2 separate regions of the Homo sapiens genome follow, and region 2 is linked to region 1. A link is an interaction called in ENCODE POLR2A ChIA-PET data of the cell type or tissue named here. Cell type or tissue: OCI-LY7. All regions are shown on one strand. Links, peaks and the distances in the headings refer to the core of each region. The heading gives the core; the rest is flanking DNA.

Evidence for each region. Peaks named below come from ENCODE experiments on the same cell type or tissue, not always from the same donor. Only the 100,000 strongest peaks of a DNase experiment are listed, where the experiment ranks them.
Region 2: POLR2A ChIA-PET joins it to region 1 with 11 read pairs; 2 of 35 experiments call an interaction of 5 or more read pairs at or near these places.

What each region holds. Positions count from the first base shown.
Region 1 is chr15:45,787,586-45,792,966 of GRCh38, forward strand. All of the region lies in intron 1 of LOC105370802 (a long non-coding RNA gene), which reads left to right. Among named protein-coding and RNA genes, the nearest start is that of SQOR, 160 kb to the left of the region's middle. In OCI-LY7, for the core only: CTCF peaks have their summits at 2,951 (motif pointing left) and 3,150; a DNase peak (open chromatin) is centred at 2,916.
Region 2 is chr15:45,717,743-45,723,123 of GRCh38, forward strand. All of the region lies in intron 1 of LOC105370802 (a long non-coding RNA gene), which reads left to right. Among named protein-coding and RNA genes, the nearest start is that of SQOR, 85 kb to the left of the region's middle. In OCI-LY7, for the core only: no CTCF peak of the experiment used is centred there; a DNase peak (open chromatin) is centred at 3,089.

The DNA of each region.
Region 1 (5,381 bases), core at 192-5,191:
CGTATTCAAAGATTCATCAGTGTGCTACAAAGCTCATCTTAATGGTTATGATTCTTGGTTGTAAATAATAGAAGATGATTCTGGCTAATCTAAGCAGAAAAAAACTTACTGAAAGGCCATAGTAACTCTCAGAATCAAAGGAGAGGCTGTTGAACTGTGCTCAGAAAGTAAGCAGGAGCTAAGGGAAGTCAGCAGCCAAGAACACAAGAATGGTCCAGTTGGGATGTTCCTGTGGGCACCGCTGGAGATGGACACTTGCTGCTGGTGGCACTGCTGTCACCATATACATCGTGACAGCCACCGCATCTTTGATTTCATTACTGCAAATTGTCTGTCTGAATCTCAAAGGAATGATGCAAAAACCAAACTGGACTGGCCTAGCCTGGGTCCTGTGACTCTTCTGCAGCAGGTAGAGAGTGGGGACAGGGGACAATTTCTCTTCCACCACTGCATGTCCTGCCTCCTACGAAGAACCATACCATGGGGAGGGATTTCCCCCAATCTAGAAGGAGATATGAATGCTGGGGAGACAAAAAGAGGGGAGAATGCTCTGTGGAGGCTTCTGCTTTGGGCCTTACTGTTTAGCATCACATGCGGTCCTGCAGGGTTTGGAAATTACTCTGAAGGAGGTCAGAAGTCATTGGAAGGTTTAGAGGAGATGAGGGCATAATCCAACTTATGTTTAATAGAATTACCTGCATTCTGTGTTAAGAAGAGATTTGCAGGGACACGGGCAAAAGCAGGAGGCCAGCTGGGCCTTTCTTCAAAACTTTTGGGGGAAGAGTACATTCTGTTGGGATTTCAAATATATATAATATATATAAGAAATATATACGTACATATATATAAAAGAAATATATGCGTGTGTGTGTGTGTGTGTGTGTGTATGTATATATATGTATGTGTGTAGGTATGTATATATTTAAATAGAGACAGGGTCCTGCCATGTTGCCCAGGCTGGTGTCAAACTCCTGAGCTCAAGGGATCCACCCACCTCGGCCTCGCAAAGTGTTGGGATTATAGTTGTGAGCCACTGTGCCTGGCCTCTGTTGGGATTTCTAATGGTGCCACATCCCTCTGCACTCTTACTCTTCTCTCTAACCTGATATTTTTCTTGGCCTATGGAAATGATGTGCCACATTTAAAAATAACCATTCTGAATCTGCTTTCATTTGGATTTTGTGATTTCCCCGAAGGATTTGGCCATTTTCCAGTCTGGCCCTAGGAGTCAGTGTTTTAGATAATCAGATAGGCTCACCATCTTGGATACTGAACAAATGGGTAAAATAGATCCTTGGACACCAACTCAGCCAGCCCAGAAAGAGATCATCCTCTACACATAAACATGAAGGACGACCATTTTGGAGACATGCAGCTTTCACCCCAACTTTCATGCTTATAAGCTCAGTATATGGAATTCCTAGCTCAGCAGTGGAGTTGAGGGCCGCCTCTTTCAGACATTTTTAATCAGCCAAATTACTTGTGAATTATTGTTTGATTACCATTTTACTCAAAGTGTTTTATTTAATGCTTTTAACCTTGAGTCCCTTGGCTGGCTTCCCATCTGCTAGTTTTCTTCCATGCATTGACCAATTAAGAATTAACCTGACTTCTCACAAAATCTATCCTACCTCCCAAGCTTGGCTCTGCTTATTCTCTTCACTGTATCATGCTTTCCATTTTCTGAATGTGCTTGTTCTCTGGATGGTTAGAATTTCACATTAGTTTAGTGTTTTATGTTCCCTAAGTTTTTATATGCAACAAATGTTAATTCCCTTGAGCTTTTGTCTTGAAAGCCATCCTGAGAGAAGTGGCCTTTAAGTTTGGGTGGCTTCTTTTATTTTCCTTTATTTCCCTCTGACTATAGCTCTCTTCCACTTTCTTTAAGACATGAGTTACTTTCTTAGTTGGCACAATTCTACATGTACTTTAATTTTAGTTGGGATGAAATAAATGGATTTTGGGAGTGGATAGAGGAAGAAGTTTATTAGTTGTTTGATAAATATACGTTGACATGATTTTTTTTTTTTTTTTGTACTTGAAGTGTTTTGGTAATACTTTTCTTAGATGGAACCTACTTTTTCATGACGAGAGATTATGAGAGAGAAAACTTCATTGGTTGAGAGCAGAGAAAAGACGATACCAAAACATGCCTTTAAAATCTATTCTGTGTGTGGACCTGTGCCAGGAAATAGTGTAATACAAGACTATAAGCAGGCCACATTTTGCCAAAGTAAGTTTTTAAAAATTCTCGTGAAGAAAATTTTATTTCCCTTTGGGGCTACATTCTTGACTAAGAGTGTGACATTAAAAAATCATGTATATAATCATCAATATTTATAAAAGAAAATTATTATAAAATTAATTATGTAAAATAAAAATTTTCCAATTTCTATATAATATTTTAATATAGTATATATATTTAGTACAAAAAGGCTTATATAATACAAGACATTTATAACCTGTAAAATATAAATCTATTGCTTTATAAATAACCCAAAGTATATAACTTAATTCTTGCATGATTATTGAAGCTAATGCCTATTTTGTTTGCTTTCTTATTATTTAGAATATTTGTAAAAATAATTTTAATGACTCAAAAACAAGAGCTGAGATATGTATCAGGAGAAAAGAAGATATTTGTGCTTCCATCCTGGAACAAAGTCATTTCTACCAAATCCAGAGCTAGACTACATTGCAGACACTGAGTAAATCATTGCTTTGTGTTGTAGACAATAGTGATGGTCTGTCTTTCACGGAACACCATGTTTACAAACAAAAACATCTCTCTCTTTCAGGTTATAGTAAGACAGGTTAATTCACATTCTCTTAACTTTTAATGCTCCAGCCAGCTCTGCCTTATTGCAAAGACCACTGCATCTTCTCTGTAGAGAACACTAGACCTAGACCATTTATTTATTATATCTCCACCACCACCCCCTAGTGGCAGTCACCCTCATCTCTATCCTGGATGACTGCGATAGTCTCCTAATTTTCTTCTTGTTTCTACTCTTGTTTACCTTCAATCTATTAGCATAATCTTAAAACATGTAGATTAGATGTCACTCTCAGGTTTAAAATTTTCCAATGGCTTTTCGCTGAACATAGAATGAACTCCAAACTTTCTCTTGCAGTCATCAACCCTGCACAATCTGGTCTTCCTTTTTTCCTGTGCCATCTGCCCCTTGTTCAGTCTGCTCAGCTCTCTGACCCTTTCTTACTGTTAGGGCTCACCAAGCTCTCTTTTTTGTCTTGGGAACTCTGCACTTGCTGCTCCTTCTGACCCTCTGCAAGGAATTTTCTTCTCCCAGCTATTGCTGTGGCTGGCTCCTTCTCGAACTTAAGGTCTCAACTTAAATTACCTCCTTGGAGAGTCTTCTCTGGCTCTGCCTAAAACGACCTGCTCTCACCATTCCTGTTATTCTCTGTGACACATATTATAATCAGTAATTATTTTTCCTATTTGTCTATTTTGTTTTTTATCTACCATTAGGCTATAATAATACCAGCTAACTTTTATAGAGTACTTGCTATGTGCCAGGCAATGGTGTTTAACATGATTTAACTTGTTCGTCCTAACAACACTATAAATTAGGTATTCTATTATCACCATTTTACAGATGGGAAAACCGAGGCATAGAGAGGTAAAGTATCTTGCTCAAGGTCACACAGCTAGAAAGTGACAAAGCCAGGGGTAAACCCAAGTGGCCTGGCTCCAGCACTCGGTCTCTCACCTTTATGCTCTGTGGCCTCCATGATGGCATGTCTGCCTTGCTTACTATTATGTGCCCTGTGCCAGCACAGTGTGTGAGGCAGGGTGTGGCAGGGACAGTTTTCCGGCTTAATATAGGTGAAAATCAGCCGTATCCAATGAACCCCTGGGCAGGGAGTGGTGGGGCACTGAACACTAATGCAGAAGGAGAGAGGATCCAGGCAGATCAGCTTCCTCTGTCAAGAATACCATCGTTGTTGGAAAGGAAAAGTGGCTGAGTCAGCTCTGTGTCCATCACTCAGATTTATCTGACATCAACCTCCACTGAACTTATCTGGGGCCCCATGCAGAGCAGGGGTGTGCAAATTAGTGGTGAAAGAGATGTTTTATCCAAAGGTGTGTAAAAAATCAAGGCACAAGCTGCATTGTTTTGGGCCATCTCTGACAGAGGAGATAAGCTTTCTTCTCTGCTCACTTACTCTTCTCTTTTGCTGAAGACCACCATCATGAAGGCTTCGCAGCATCGGTGCAGGTGCCAGGAAGGGGCATCAGTGACCAGTGGAGACTGTGCTGAGGTCAAGTGGAGTGGGAAGCTCCTGCAGTCTGAAGGAATCATGTGTAAGCAATTTCCTGAGCACAGCCTTCTCTCTCTCTCTCTCTCTCTCTCTCTCTCTCTCTCTCTCTCTCTCTGTGTGTGTGTATTTGCAGAGTCTGAGATCTAACATGAAAGGACTGGGGGCCAGAGTGGGCTTTGAGTTAATATTGTGACTATGACTTCATTGGTGTCCATAGCTGATGAAGCCTGGGGAAGCTTTTTACTGTAAATCTTCCATTCTACAAGCATTTATTCAACACACACTTACTGGATATCTACTATGTTCCTGGCACTGAGATAGGACTGGAGATACTGAGTAGCAATGATTCCTGGCTTCAAGCAGGTTACAATGTAGAGGATACGAAACATAAGAAAGTGTGATAAGTGCCAGGGTAGAGAGAAGTATCAACATTCCAAAGAATGCTTTGGAATTCCCAAGAACGCAGCACGTAATTCAGAGTGGGGATGTGAGGGGAAAGGCAGAGGAAATATTCTAGGGACACAACAGTTGATCTGAGTCTGGGAGTGTGAACAAATCTGGATAGACAATAAGAGGGTAAAGAGGCTTTGAGTAGAGGTACCAGTGTGTACCGAGTTATGAAAGAGTGAGGGAGCATGGGAAACCACAGGCACTGAATATAGGTAGGAGAGTGGGGTGTTGAGATGTGATCCTAGATAGGTAGCTGGGAGCTGGATCATTGGCATTTTTATGGGTTTGGATCTTATCTGAGGCCAGTAGAGATCCACAGAATTTTTTAAGACCGAGAGGTGCTATTATTAGATTTATTTTAGAAAGGCCAGTGTGGAGAATTGTTTGGCCGAGACTAAGACTGAAAGGAGAGGCCAATTAAGAGACTTTGCAGTAATGCCGGTGAAAAAGGGTGGAGGCTTAACTGAGGTGGGACAGTGGACTGGAGAGGAGGGGAGTGATTCTAGGGAATTTAGGAGGTAGAATCCACAGGACTTGGTGACTATTTGGATGTAGGTGTGGGTGAAAAGAGATTTTAAGATTGTTACTACATTTCTCATTTGGTTGACTTGGTGCATGGGTGGTACCACTTACTTAAAAAGGAA
Region 2 (5,381 bases), core at 229-5,228, 70 kb before region 1:
GTTCCTTGATCTAGTTGATCTGAAAAACTCTCTGACTCAAGGAAATAGATTTGCACAAAGTGCAAGAGTCATTGTAGGTCTTCATGTGTTAATGTTTTAAAAAGGTATTTATGAAAGACACCAATGGCATACGGTGATACAGCAGTAATAGTAAAACCATATCCTGAAAAGACACCTATGTGTTTCAAATGCTGCTACTCCCCATTCTGTGCAGACATGTCTAGATGATCACAGAATTTATTCCTGCAGAGCCCAGATATAGCCCTACAATTCTTCTCAGTACTCTGTTCTATGCAGCCCCTTCCCACTAATTCATGTTAACACATGAAATGAGACCCCATTTATCATCTTTATGCATAATTAATAATGATTTGGGGTTTGTTCATCTATGTCTTTGAATGCTGGGTTATAGAGCTGTGGTTGAGTTGGTCACTGAGTGATCAGTACTTCTTGAAGCCCATAATGCACATGATGACCATATGTTTAAAACTTAAATTAGGGATGTATTCTATCTTAAGATCCTAATGAGATTAATGTTTGAAATGAGAATGTATCAATCAGGACCCTGGCTTTATTTAGCTTTTTAGGTGGCTCCAGTTCTTTCTCAAGACCTCTCTCTTGATTTTAGCTACAATTTTTGTTTGTTTGTTTTGAGACAGGGTCTTGCTCTGTTGCCCAGGCTGGAGTTCAGTGGTGAGATCCATCTCAAAAAAAAAAAAAAAAAAAAAAAAAATATATATATATATATATATATATATATATATAATAAATAAAAAATAAAAAATATATATACACATAACACTATGAAGTAGAGTAAAATACAAGTAGGTTAGAAAATTGTAGCTGAAGGCTGGGTGTGGTGGCTCATGCCTGTAATCCAGCACTTTGGGAGGCCAAGGTGGGAGGATTGCTTGAGCCCAGGAGTTTGAGACCAGCCTGGGCAACATGACAAAACCTCATCTCTACAAAAAATGCAAAAATTAGCCAGGTGCAGTGGTGCACATCTGTAGTCCCAGCTACTTTGGAGGCTGAGGTGGGAGAGTCACCTAAGCCTGGGGAGGTTGAGGTTGCAGTAAGCCGTGGTTGTGCCACTGCACTCCAGCCTGGGCAACAGAGTGAGACCCTGTCTCAAAAAGCAAACAAACAAACAAGAAAATTGCAGTTGAGAGAAAGGTAGGATGAAGTGGGATGGGAGGTTAGGCACACACTGCCTGCCTTGTCCAAGGGAACTTGCCTGGGGCTTGGGCATACATTTGGCTTTAAGATGTTGATATTATATTATATTATTTTATTTTTTGAGGTAGAGTCTTGCTCTCTCACCCAGGCTGGAATGCAGTGGCGTGATCTCAGCTCACTACAATCTCCACCTCCTGGGCTTAAGCAATTCTCCTGCCTCAGCCTCCTGAGTAGCTGGGACTACAGGTGTGTACCACCACACCTGGCTGATTTTTTGTATTTTTAGTAGAGACGAGGTTTCACCATGTTGGCAAGGCTAGTCTCGAACTCCTGACATCTAGTGATCCGCCCACCTCAGCCTTCCAAAGTGCTGGGATTACCAGCGTGAGCCACCGTGCCCAGCCTTTAAGATGTTTAGTAGCCAACACAACAAGAGAAACATGAGCAGTTAATGCAAGAGAGAAGAACCCATGTCACTATTCCTATTCTTGGTGCCAAGTTCAGGATAATGTTGCTATCATGGGCCCTCAAAAACGTAACAAGCCTCGTCCTCAACAACCCTCACTGTTTGGTTTTCTAGGACTATTTCTTTTAATATGCTTTAGTGTAGGCTGAGGCTTGGGGCAGCCCCCCAATCCAAAAATATGTCCACAAACATGAATTTAAAACACATACGGGATAGTGTAAGATGTCAGGAAGCAATGCCCTTTAGTAAACATGTTGTGTCCACTGCCCCACCCCCATCACTGAGAATGTTGACCTTGGAGATGAGGGTGTCTCCAATCTCCTTAAAAGGGCTGAGGAATCTAGCAGTACATGACGTGTGGGACCACGGGGGCAGCAGTAAGGGAGAACACCCTGAAAGAGAAGCTTTACAATTTCTCCGTGAGGGAAATGAGATTTTTCTAACCTTACTCCTGCTAGTGATTTTTAAACCAAGTCATAAAATAAATACAAATGTAAGAGAAAAAAGAAAGGAGAGAAAAGCAAAATAACGAGGAAAGGGTAGAAGTTTAAGAGAATATTAAAAATAAAGCATTGATACTTGGTAAGAGAAAGGTAAAGGGAAAGGAGCAGGATAAATATTACAATCAGAGAATAAAAGCCCAGTGCAGATAAAAGGTTAAGACATAAAGCCACCGTGAGAGATACGATAAATAAGTTTTAAGATAAGAATACAGAAGAGTGAAATTATTAAAAGAAAATGAGAGGAGTGAAAAAATAAAGCTAAAATTAAATCCAAGTTAAAAAATTAAGACACTGTGAATAAAAGTTAAAAAGCAAAATAGAAATTAAGAATTAAAAAGTAATGACAAGATAATAAGTAAATTAGATTTAAGATAAAAGATGAAATAATATAAACCAACAAGGTAAAAGATTAAATACATCAAAGTGAAAGAGATAAAAGATTAAGAGGATAACAGACTAAACCCCATGGGGAGAAACAATAAAAACATAAAAGTAGATGGTTTTGAAGCTTAAGTACAAGATTAAGGAATTAAGAATGTTCTTTTGGGTGTTAATACTTTAACAAAGAGGATTAAGAGAAAAATATTTTAAAAAGAAAATAAAAGAAGCTTGAATTTAGAAAAATAGATAATAAATCAATCCAGATAAAGGAAAGGAGAATTTAAATTAGCACAAACCAAGACAACAAAATTTTCAGCAATAATCACACAGAAAAAAAGCTAAAAAAAACCCGAGTAGGAAACCCAGAATGTTTCCGTGGTAAACAAATACCCAACAACTTCAAAACCAGCATCTATTTATTACAAATTCCCAGCCTGGGCTTTGGTCCCCGCACTGGAGAGTCCCCTGTTGTATACTAGTGGCATTTATGGCAAGATGAAAGAGGCCAGGCATGCTGTGGGATGCCCTTACTTTTTCATAGAAGCTTGCAATCTCTGCTTTCACCACTTTCTTTTGCAGTAGTGAAAGGATGGTTGCTCTGTAACTCAACCAGCTGGGGTTGGGGGTTCTGGCACAAGCAGTTGCCAGCCCAAACTATGCAAACATCTTGGGCAAAAACCACATGGGAAAGTAATTTGTTCTTCAGAGAAGGAGGGAAAAGTTGGCAGGGAGATGGGGGATAGGTTTGGGGTTGAGGGTTGGTGAAGGTGGGGATGGAGAGAGATCAGAGTAGATCGAGGGAGGAATAAGAGGTAGCTCTTCTCAGTGAAATAGGAGTTGAGGTCATTTTCTGAGAGTGAGAGGGTGAGACCGAGGATGAGCAGAATGAAAATGACTGGGTGCAACTGAGGGGTGGTGAAGTGCCTTGCAACCCAACCCTTCACCCCTAGTTGGGACCCAGCTGTGATTAGACAGCCTGACTTTGTCTAATGTTACCAGGCAAAATCACACTTCAGTGCTGGTTCTCTTACAAAGTAGGGTCTCAGTGGGTGGAAAGCCAAGAGCAATTTGGATCCTGGGTTATTAGTAAAAGCAGAATTAAGTGGCGGTTGATCAGAAGTGGTTGATCTTGGGAACTAGCCAGGCCAGAGGGGACTGGTTGAGTGGAGAATGGGGCTGAATACTTGCTTCAAAACAGTCTCAGTAAGAGAGGGGACTGTGGCCCTAGGCAGAGGTAGCAGTTGGATGGGAGTTTCAGAGCTAGGGCTTACGCTTTGATGTTTTGGAGATAAAACAGGCTCATGCTCACACAATACATGAGGGTGTTTGAAGGCAAGGGAGACCATTGGGGGTGTTTCAAGACCATGAAGATATTCACATCTCTGAGGATGAAGGAAGGGTATATTGGCTACAATGATGGGAGCAAAGTTTGGAAAGTCCTGAAGAACATAGGGGAGAGGTCACATGGAATAATTGATTCAAGAGGATACAAGAGGAGGTGGTGAAGTAGACAAAGAAGGGAGAAATATGTGGATTTTTCCTTCTGGTTTCTCAAACTGGAGTGAGTAGGAGAAGCAGTGGTCTTCTTTGGATGGCATGGGAAGGGGGCAATGTAGGTTTCAGTTTAGGAGACGAAGTAGAAGGGGAGAGGAGGCAGGATCTGAGAGGCAGATGGACTCAAAGAATCTTTCTTCTGATAAGAGCATGGCTGAAGAGAAGAGAACGCTTGATTTAGCCTGGGGAGGGAGAGAGTAGAGTGGAATAGAGATAAAAGAAATCTAAAAAGAGAATGTGCAGAGTTATTTGAATCTACGATAGCAATTGTGGGTCACTGGGACAAACAGACAGGCCTTGATAGTGTGGTGGGGAGGGATAGAAGTGTGGGGAGTGTTGAGAAGAGTTTATTTACCATTGGACAGTTTAGTGTAGCTTATCACATTCCAAGTTTTGATATAAACACTAAGGATTCTACATACATTGCATATACTAATAATTTAAAGGCAGGGGTTTTTATTGCTTTTTGTCAGGGGGAAGGCGTGGGTGCTACTGGTAGAGGCCAGGAGGTGGGCCATTTAATAACCCCTTCCAAGTTATGGTGGTTTACAAATATAGTTGTGGCTGGGTGCAGTGGCTAACGCCTGTAATCCTAGCACTTTGGGAGGCCAAGGCAGGTGGATCACCTGAGGTTGGGAGTTCGAGACCAGCCTGACCAATGTGGAGAAACCCTATCTTTACTAAAAATACAAAATTAGCCAGGTGTGGTGATGCTTGCCTGTAATCCCAGCTACTCAGGAGGCTGAGGCAGGAGGATCGCTTGAACCCGGGGGGCAGAGGTTGCGGTGAGCCGAGATCATGCCATTTGCACTCCAGCCTGGGCAACAAGAGCCAAACTATCTCAAAAACGAAAACAAACAAACAACAACAACAAAAAAACCACACACACAAATATAGTTGCAACCTAAGATAAACAGTTCTTTGGTTTGAATATCGTTTGACCCTAGCAGAAGTCATGTTGTCTTGGTCCCCAGGGTAAGGGTGATGAGAGTTGGTGAGACCTTTAAGAGCTGTTTAGGTCATGAGGAATCTACCCTCATGAAAGGATTAATGCTATCTCATAGGAGTGAGTGAGTTTTGCTCTTGTGGGACTAGATTTGTTACTTCGAGAGTGGGTCATTATAAAGGGAGGCTGCTTCTCATGTTTGGTCTCTTTACACACTACCTCTTTCCCTTCTGTTTTCCACCATGAGTTGAAACAGCATGAGGTCCTCACCAGATGTGGCCACCAGATATTGGACTTTCCAGGCTCCAGAATCATGAGCCAATTAAACCTTTTTTCCTTATGAATTACCCAGTCT